2 separate regions of the Homo sapiens genome follow, and region 2 is linked to region 1. The links are chromatin contacts, found by Hi-C or POLR2A ChIA-PET in ENCODE. All regions are on one chromosome and are shown on one strand. The core of a region is the stretch at or near the end of the contact, and the rest is flanking DNA. Distances in the headings are between cores, read along the strand shown.

Region 1 (4,478 bases), core at 1,290-3,789:
TGGGGTTGGGCATTGGGGTGGGGGCAGCAACAGCGCTTCAGTTGCTCCTGGCCTGGAAGGACTAGACCGCCGCATCACACAACTCCAAGAGGTATCCTGGCTTGTGCAGTGCACGACCTGTGCAGCCACACGTGGCAGCCTTGTCTTTCCTTGGTCCCTCCTGGATGGATTTGGTGGAGCCTCCTTCATGGGTTCCTATAGAATCCTCCAGAGGGTCATAGCTTAAAATTATCCACGTGCTTGTCTGCACCCATTTCTGGCCACTTCATAGTTACATCTTTGAGGACAGAGGCCATGTCTTCTAAGATTTTGCTTTCTAGCCTGGCGCATAGTATATGCTTAAGAAACATTTGTGGAATGAATAAATAAACATTGTTAAGAGAATTCTAACATTTAGAAACGGGTACGGCTAAGACCAAGCATTGGGAACGAGAAAGAGCTTTGATTTCTTTAAAGAAAAAGTATGATCCAAAAACATCAACTCCTTAAAGATCCAACCACTACCTTTAGGAAGCTCCCCAATAAAATTCTGTTCATTTAGTCCCTCCATTTCTCAAGCATTTACCAGCCCCTCTGTCAGGCACCAGCTGGGGTTCCTTTAAGATGCCCACAGCCCTGATGGGGCAACAGACATGCGCTTCTGCTACCTGCTGCCAGAATGAAGCGGTCACAACTGCCTGGAAGGCCTGTGGGAGACATGCGGGGCACTACAGGGCGCTGGAAAGGGAGCCGCTCACTCACTTTGCCAGAGAAACAGGCTTCGTGGAGGAGGTAACAGGCAGGGGCTTGGAGGGAAAGCACCTTCGGCTTTGCTCCTGTCTAGGTTTTGGCTTTTTAAAAAAATTTATCTTTGTTTATTTATTTTGAGACGGAGTCTCACTCTGTCACCCAGGCTGAAGTGCGATGGCGCAATCTCGGCTCACTGCAACCTCTGCCTCCCAAGTTCAAGCGATTCTCCCGCCTCAGCCTCCCGAGTAGCTGGGATCAGAGGTGCACGCCACAATGCCTGGCTAATTTTTTGTATTTTTAGTAGAGACGGGGTTTCACCATGTTGGCCAGGCTGGTCTCAAACTACTGACCTCAGGTGATCCACCTGCCTTGGCCTCCCAAAGTGCTGGGATTACAGGTGTGAGCCACTGCACCTGGCCCAGGTTTTGGCTCTCTTGAGCACAGAGAGGGTAAGTGTGTACTCTAAGGTCACAGAGCTCATAAGTACATCTTAAAACCCCGTTCCTCAGCTCCACATCCTGTGACATACCACTGACTTGCTTTCTGTGCTCGAGCCCAGGCCTGGAGAAGCCCCCTCCTCCTCCCGGAGCAGTGAAGGAAGGTGATGTGAGAGGAGGGCCCCGCAGCAGCTGTGGATTTTATTCCTGGGCCAACCCGGGGACTTGCCTAGGCCTCTCTTCATGTTGGCCCCATCGACGGTGCAGCTCCTCCCGCCTCTCTTAACACTCTGGTGCTGCGCTGCCTCGCTTCGCAGATCATGTGCTCCCTGCTTGGTTCCTCAGCCCTGACCTGTATCACAATTCCTCACAGCGCCTTGACACCCTCTGTCACCTGGGTGCTGCCCTTTTCCTGGCTACCCCGGCTGGTGTGCCAGCCTCCAGGCCTTCATAGGGGACTGGGGACTTCGGCTCCTCCAGGTCTGGGCACAGCTCACTCCACTGAGCCTCTCACCCAGGCCCGAGCCCAAACAGGGCTCCTGCCACCAGCTGCCAGCCTTCCCAGCCAGTCTCCTCTGCCCGGGCTCTAGGCATTGCCTCTTCCCTGGGCTCACCAGTGGTGACACTGCCCATTCCTGCCCACTGGACTGCAATATCAGAATACTTTCCCCTCCAGCAATGTGGCTCAGGAGAGAGGACATGGGCTCCAGAGTCAACTCTGTCATCTGCCAGCTCTCAGAGTTCCTTAACGTCCCTGAGCCTTACGGTTCTCATCTGTGAAATGGGAGTGACACCTCTTTCAGAGAAACACAGGCATCGCGGTGCGATACACGCCCGGCTCTGCACCTCATACCCAGCTTCTAAGGACAGCGGGAGCTGACAGCAGCTCCTGCTTCCAAATGCTTCTCACGATCATTATCAGTCTTGTTCTACCCTGAGGTGAGCAGAGAAAACTTCATTGTACCCATTTGACATCGAGGAGATTTGGGCTCAGAAAGAGTAAGTGACTTGCCTAAGGTCACCCTGCTCGTCAGGAGAGGGCTGGGTGGGAACCCCAGCATTGTGATTCTGCATTCTGTGGCCCCAGAATAAATTGTTCCCACTCTCTCCTCTACAGTCAGGGCTCCCCTGCCTTATTGTGAGACCCCTGCCGCCTGCCCTATGCTCAGAATGCCAGTGTGAAGGGGCATCATTCTGGCTCTTTCCATGGTCTCAAGCAGACCCTTTAGGTGGAGAAGGGTGAGAAGAACCCTCCAGATAGGTCATGGGGTGGCTGGGGCTCCAAAAGCCCCCTTTGAGACCACACTTCCTCTCTGTGGCCCACTGGGGACTGCCGAAGGCAGCACCCGGAGCCCCGGGAAGGAGGAAGCTTCGGGTTGCGAGTCACGCCTTATGCCCCCGAGTCAGCCCAGACTCTGCTCCACCAGTGCCCCAGCCCCTGGCCAGAGCAGCCCCGTGGCCTGTTGGCAGCTGCTGCCCAGCCCCCATCTGCGGGCTGCCAGGGCTGGCAGCCTCACGGCCACGCTGCACAACTCCGCGCCTCTCCTCCTCAGTTTATTCCTTCCAGACACACAGTTGCTGCTTTTTATTTGGATTGCTTTTCTGTGTTATGGTATTTGGGTTGTTTTTCCAATCCCTCCCCCAACCCCTGCCTTTCCCCCATGGCAGGATTCCTAAGAAGACTCGTTTTTGGAGAGCGCTGCAAGCACATCTGCTCTCTGACTGCAGCATTCCGGGAGGGCCCTGTCAGGGGGCTCAGGTCTCGGGAAGCCAGGACACGCTGGGCAGGGGGGGCCGGCGGGCAGGGTGCAGGGCCCCTGGCAGTCAGGGCCTGTGGTGGGCACACTCACTGAGGCAGGCAGTGCTGGGCCTGGGGGCCTGTGGCTGCTGCCAAAGTCCTGGAGCCGCAGCTCACCAACTCCCTGGCCCCATTGGCTGTGGCTGCTGGCTCTCAGCTCAGACACGAGTAGGCCAGACTTGGGGTGAAAGAGAAACCAGGAGCCTTTTACAACACCCTGGACTTCGGGCTCCCTTTGGTGAGCAGATCTGAGGGGTGGGGTCCTGTGTGTGGTAGGTGTTGGAGTCCGCATGGGTGTACCCTTATGTGTACTAGAAAAAGTGTGGTGGCTGTATGGAGGTTCAAAAGCCACGGGACTTGGGTTCCATTCCTGACTTTCCCACCAACTGGCTGTGTGAACGTGGGCAAGTTGCTGTGAAGCAGGGATAACAGCATGCCCCCCAACTCCACTGTGAGGGTAAACAAGTTAATACGTGAAAATACTTCCTGGCACATAGTAAGTGCTCAATAAATGTTTTAGCTGTTATTATTATATATGCATTGGGATGTGTGTGGAATTATTAGATTCGGGGTGGTGCTCTTGGACTTTGGAGTGTGAGCACTGCTCCCCAGCTTGCTAAAAGTGCTGGCTTCTGGGCCTCACCGCAGAGATTGTTTCAGCAGATCTTGGGAGAGCTCAGGAATTTACATTTTAATCCAGAGGCCTTGGCGATATTGACATGTTGGTCCAGAGTCTGATCTGGAGTCATCTGAGGTGTCTGAATGAGTAGAGCCTTGGGAAGGCTTGGGGTGTGTGTGTGTGTGTGTGTGTGTGTGTGTGTGTGTCTGTGTATTGGTGGCAGGGGCTGCAGGGGTGTGAGAAGGATTGGATTATTTCCTAGGCTCTGGTAAATCACTCAGAACTGCTTTGCAAATGGAGCTGGAGACCCAGTGAAGGAGTGGAGTGGAATGAGGCGGCTCCAGGCAGGAGTCACCCCAGGCAGAGCCTTGGGTCTCTAGGAAGGAACGAAGACTGCTGGGGTTTTCAGCAGGGGACTGACACAGTCCAACTGAATGGTTTGGGTTGGAGCTGCCTGGTTTACAGCCTAAGGCACAGCAGATGGCAAGGAGGGTATAAAATTGCAATTAGCTCAAGGCCACAATGGCAGAAGGGTCTATGGCCTGAGAGCAGGAGCGGCAGCAGGATCTGGAGGAAGAGAGGATCTCCCAGATTGAGCAGCTGTGCCCACCCCCTTCACTTCTGAGTTAATGAGGCCAGAGCATCCAAGCCAGGGCCCGGTCTCCGTGAGCCCATCGCTCCAGCAGCCCAGCCAGGATCGCTTAAGATAAGAATCTTGTAAACTCACCCACTCAAGTGCTTATAGTCTCTTGATTCATTTTCTTCTACTTTCTCTCTCAGCAAAGATGTTTTAGAGAAACTCTTCGTTTTCACTGAGCTAAAAAAAGAAGGAGGTGGACCCTCCTAAGGCTAGAGAGAGAGCTGGTCGCCTGTTCCAGGAAGGAGACTGGGGGAC
Region 2 (4,478 bases), core at 636-3,135, 82 kb after region 1:
GTTCCTTGCATGGACAATATCATTAAACATCGGAAAATAAACAAACTGGAAAAGCTTAAGACATTTTCAAACTCTTTGCTTCCCAGAGGGCGTCTGGGGCCCCGGGTGGGACAAGGTTCTGCTGGCCTGGGTTTATACTGTGTTGATAACTTGACCCCTCCAGCTGTGAGAAGCCACACTGACAGCAGGGTTGTTTTTCCTAAACTTCCCAGGACTGCAAACTTGTCTTGGGAGGCATAGGCACTGATTTGCACGGAGGTCTCCAGCGACTGCGCTGAGCTTCCTCCGGGGCGGAGCGCACGCTGGGAGGGGGCCGGTGGCTGTGGTGGCTGACGGCTGCTGTAAACCATCGCTGTCCTCCAGCATGACTACACAGGGCTGGGGAGGACAGGGGAGCTGTGGGAGGGGGCGGTGTGTGAGAACGTTTCTTTCTATCTTGCTGAAATGTGAGTCTAATGAAATGATGATGAGGTTGTGGCCTTTAAGCTCCATTGAGCTTCTTACGCATTGTAATTTTACCCAGAGTGGGTCCAGTTTTTGAAATGATTAAAACTATCGATTCCTAGGCCTGTTCAGCTTGAATCAGAATTCATTAGAGGCCCAGAGGTGAGGGATGTACATTTCTCCCTTGCTGAGCCAGGAAACAGACCCCATCTTGTGTGACTCTCCGGCTGGCGTGGCTGCCCCTGGTGGTGCTGGCAGACGGACCAGTAATAGGATCTGTCATCCGCAGAATAAGTCATGAAGGTCCCATCCATGAGTCCTAGCCCATTTTCTAGGGATTCTCCCTCATGTTTGAAGAGGGAGGTTCTCTATGTTTAATCTTGGCTCTATTTTCTTACAGGTATTATAAGTAAAATATCTTCTTCATGAAAAGAAACACAGAAATGTTCCAAAGTTTTGACTCAAAAGAATACTGGAAGGAGAAACTGTAGCTGGGAGGGGTGGCTGACAATGTGGCCTGAACTTGGCCTCCAGAACGCCACTTCTGTGTGGAAACAAAGAGGGGACTTTCCCTCTGATATTTGCTACCACTCTGCTGACTCCCAGGAGCACAAGATCGCTCCTTTAAAGCTCTATTCCAAGTCCTAGAGCTGAGATAGGTTAGCATCTTAAAAAGTAGCCTTCCTAGCCGGGCGCGGTGGCTCACGCCTGTAATCCCAGCACTTTGTGGGGCTGAGGCGGGCAGACCACTTGAAGTCAGAAGTTCAAGACCAGCCTGGCCAACATGGTGAAACCCCGTCTCTACTAAAAATACAAAAATTAGCTGGGTGTGGTGGTGCACACCTGTAATCTCAGCTACTTGGGAGGCTGAGGCAGGAGAATTGCTTGAACCCAGGAGGCAGAGGTTGCAGTGAGCCGAGATGGTGCCATTGCACTCCAGCCTGGGTGACAGAGTGAGACTTTGTCTCAAAAAAAAAAAAAAAAGAAAGAAAGAAAGAGAAAAGAAACATAACTATAGGGCAGTTAAGTCTATACACCTTAACTTTAAGAAGAAAGAAAGAAAAGAAAGGAAGGAAGGAAGGGAAAGAAAGAAAGAAGAGAAGAGAAGAGAAAAGAAGGAAGGAGGGAGGGGGAGAGAGAGAGAAAGGAAGGAAGGAAGGAAAAGAAAAGAAAAAGAAAGAAAGAAAGAGAGAGAAAGGAAGAAAGAAAGGAAGGAAGGAAAGAAAGAAAGAAACTCTGGGAGGGTAGGGCCTTGCTTAAGGTCACCTGATTCCCCGAGCTGGCGCCAGGGCTGCGGTGCACTGTGTTAGCTCTGAGAGGGGTGTCCCTGCCCACGCCAGCTCTGAATCTTGCAAGCCACTGCACCTTTTGAGAGTTGCTCCCGAACTGCCTCCTACACAGGTGGTTCCCAAGCGGTTCATATCAAGGTCCCTTTTATTATCACCCCCCCCTCCACCGCACCCCCAGCACCCGGGTTTGAAAGATCTGGCCTACCAAATGAACTGTAATTATGCAGTCATAATGACTCTATTTTCTCTCTCTCTTTTTTTTTTTTTTTATTAATAAAAGACATATGTGACACACCACTCAGAGCTTTCAGTGGGGAGAAAACGAGTTTCCCCCACTAGGTTAATAGAATTCCACCCAGAGGCAGACAGTTAGCAAACCACCTTCTCGGGCTGTGGCTGGGAATCGCGCTACACTTGACAGCCCTTTCCATGGGCCTCCCCGGCCCGCCTGCCCTCGGCCCCGAAGTCAGGGGAGACAGGGGCCATTTCAGCTGCTCGCGCTCGCTTGCCTTCCCGTCCCTGCCGGAGTCAGCAGACCCTGACTTCTGGAGAAGCGTTGCTGCGATGTGTCAGCTGCTCGGGGAGAGGCTGGAGTGATGGATTCCAAGAGCTGTCAGGAGAAAGGGTTTACGGTCAGTTAGGAACCGCGAGCTCCTGCCCGTGGAACTGCCGCTGGAATTTTAATGCTCTGTCTCCCTGTGTCTGGGCACTTCCTTCCCTCCTGGCCCCGCTCTTCAGGCATATGGAACAGGGCTCATGTCGGAGGGTCCCTGGGGAGATCCCAGGGCTTCCCTGGGTCCCAGTGTCACGGCCGAAAGCCAGAGGTGCGGCTCCGACAGGATGCGGCCGGCCTTCCTGCTGCGCTGGGCCTTGGCCGGGGCCCTTTGGCGAGTCACTGTCCCGGGCTCTCTTCCCCTTCATGGCAGCAGCCAGGCCCTCCCTGCACAGGCCTTGAAGGGAGAGGAAAAATGGAACGCTAGCCTGGCTTCTTGACTTCCTTCAGGCAACGAATCCATCTTGAAGGCCCACTGTGTGCCAGGCGGGGATCCAGGAGCTGGGGAAGCAGACGCGGCCCCTGTCCTCATGGCACCTCTTCCGTGCGGTGCTCCACTCTCTCCCCCACGAAAGGTAGACACGGAACAGGAAAGGGAAAAGAGTGGAGGCCGCCAGGAGGAAGATCTGCAGACCGGAAGGACCTCAGCTAAGAGGAAATGAAGGCCAGGCGCAGTGGCTCAGGCCTGTAATCCCAGCACTTGGGGAGGCGGAGATGGGCAGATCACTCGAGGTCAGGAGTTCGAGACCACCCTGGCCAATACGGTGAAACACTGTCTCTACTAAAAATACAAAAATTAGCTGGGCATGGTGGCGGGCGCCTGTAGGCCCAGCTACTCGGGAGGCTGAGGCAGGAGAATGGCTTGAACCCAGGAGGCGGAGGTTGCTGTGAGGCAAGATGGCGCCACTGCACTCCAGCCTGGGCGACAGAGCGAGAGTCCATCTCAAAAAAAAAAAAAAAAAAAAAAAAGGAGGAAGCAAAATAGAAAAACAGGATCTGAATGATTTGGGAGCCAAAAGGACACTGTACGTCCCCGGCTTTCTGATCACGGCTCACTGCAGCCTCAAACTCCTGGGCTCAAAGTGATCCTCCTGCCTCAGCTCCCAAGGGGCTAGGACTACAGGTGTGTACTACCAAGTCTGATTAGTATTATTATTTTTTCTATTCTTTTTTTTTTTTTTTTTTTTTTTTTTTTTGTAGAGACAGGGTCTTGCTATGTTGACCAGGCTGGTCTCAAACTCCTGGCCTCAAGAAATTCTCCCGTCTTGGCCTCCCAAAGTGCTGGGATTACAGGCATGAGCCATCATGTCTGACCACTTATGCCCTTCCAGAAAAAAAAAAAAATTCCCCTCAATTTTCTTAAGCTGCTTGACATTCTGCTGTCATTCCAGAGCCATCCTGGCAGGAAAGCTTTCTGTTCTTTAAGAGTTGCCTCTGAAAATGCAATATTCCCACCCCCACCATCAAAGGGCTGCTGCTTAAATTACATCCCCTAAATCCTTAGTAGGAATGCAGTCTTCTGAGAAACCGGGCCAAGAACTGGGGACCAGGGGAAACTCCAGAGGACATAGATGAGCCCCACATGCTTTCCCACCCCTGCCTGGGCTGCGCCCCAGTGGGAATTGTGCTGTGAGTGTCCTGTGGCCATTGTTAGCCACTCAGAAGTGGGATGGGGTGGAAGACCTTCCCACACAGGAAGGCGGGGCCGTGTCTCTTGCTGTCTACTGTATCCTCAGCACCTGGTGTTGAGACTGGCACCTAGTAGCTGTTCAATAAATGTTTACTGAATGACTGGAAGAAGGGTGCCTTTCTCTAGCCATTTCCTCACCCAAGGTGGCCTTTGACTATTCTAGAAGGGGCAGAAGGGAGGAGGAAAAAAACTCCTCTCCTCTCTGCTGAAGGCTTGCTCTGCCCCAGGCTCTCTGCTGTGGCCTTGTGAGGCGGGCACATGCATGTCCTCCCATCTCTTCTATGGCACTTACTCCTGCCTCTGGCTCTGCCCACTGCCTCCTCTCCCCTCACCGTCTCCTCTGACCTCCTCACCTGGCCTCTTTCCCCACAACACCACTGAAACCACTCTGACGAAGGGCAGGGGTGATGTCCTGATGAAGCTGCTGGGAAACCCATTTTAGTCCTTACTGGTGGTGTTGGACCCTGTTGAATCCTTCTTTGTTCTTGCACCTCCTTCTTTC

The links. Hi-C counts contacts between places; a loop is a spot of excess contacts on that map. ChIA-PET counts read pairs that join two places held with the same protein, here RNA polymerase II (POLR2A). Pooled maps may share reads with other maps.
Region 2: a map of HepG2 shows a loop between it and region 1 (4-fold over the local background). The contact joins the promoter of LINC02069 here to the enhancer-like site in region 1. A Hi-C loop is called at or near these places in 2 of 168 maps with a recorded cell type or tissue (DLD1 and HepG2) and 3 of 50 pooled maps. POLR2A ChIA-PET finds 5 or more read pairs at or near these places in 6 of 52 experiments (AG04450, H1, MCF 10A and 3 more).

The regions. Positions count from the first base shown.
Region 1 is chr3:184,688,997-184,693,474 of GRCh38, forward strand. No RefSeq gene overlaps it. Among named protein-coding and RNA genes, the nearest start is that of MAGEF1, 21 kb to the right of the region's middle. RefSeq lists enhancers at 960-1,460, 1,461-1,961. Within about 2 kb of position 2,540, at least 11 of the 41 ENCODE cell types and tissues checked have a DNase peak (open chromatin) inside an H3K27ac peak, as active enhancers do.
Region 2 is chr3:184,771,270-184,775,747 of GRCh38, forward strand. It overlaps LINC02069 (long intergenic non-protein coding RNA 2069), which reads right to left and starts at 1,886. Exons shown (of 3, transcript NR_110043.1): 1 at 1,711-1,886. It overlaps LOC105374253 (a long non-coding RNA gene), which reads left to right and starts at 1,991. Exons shown (of 4, transcript XR_924790.3): 1 at 1,991-2,365.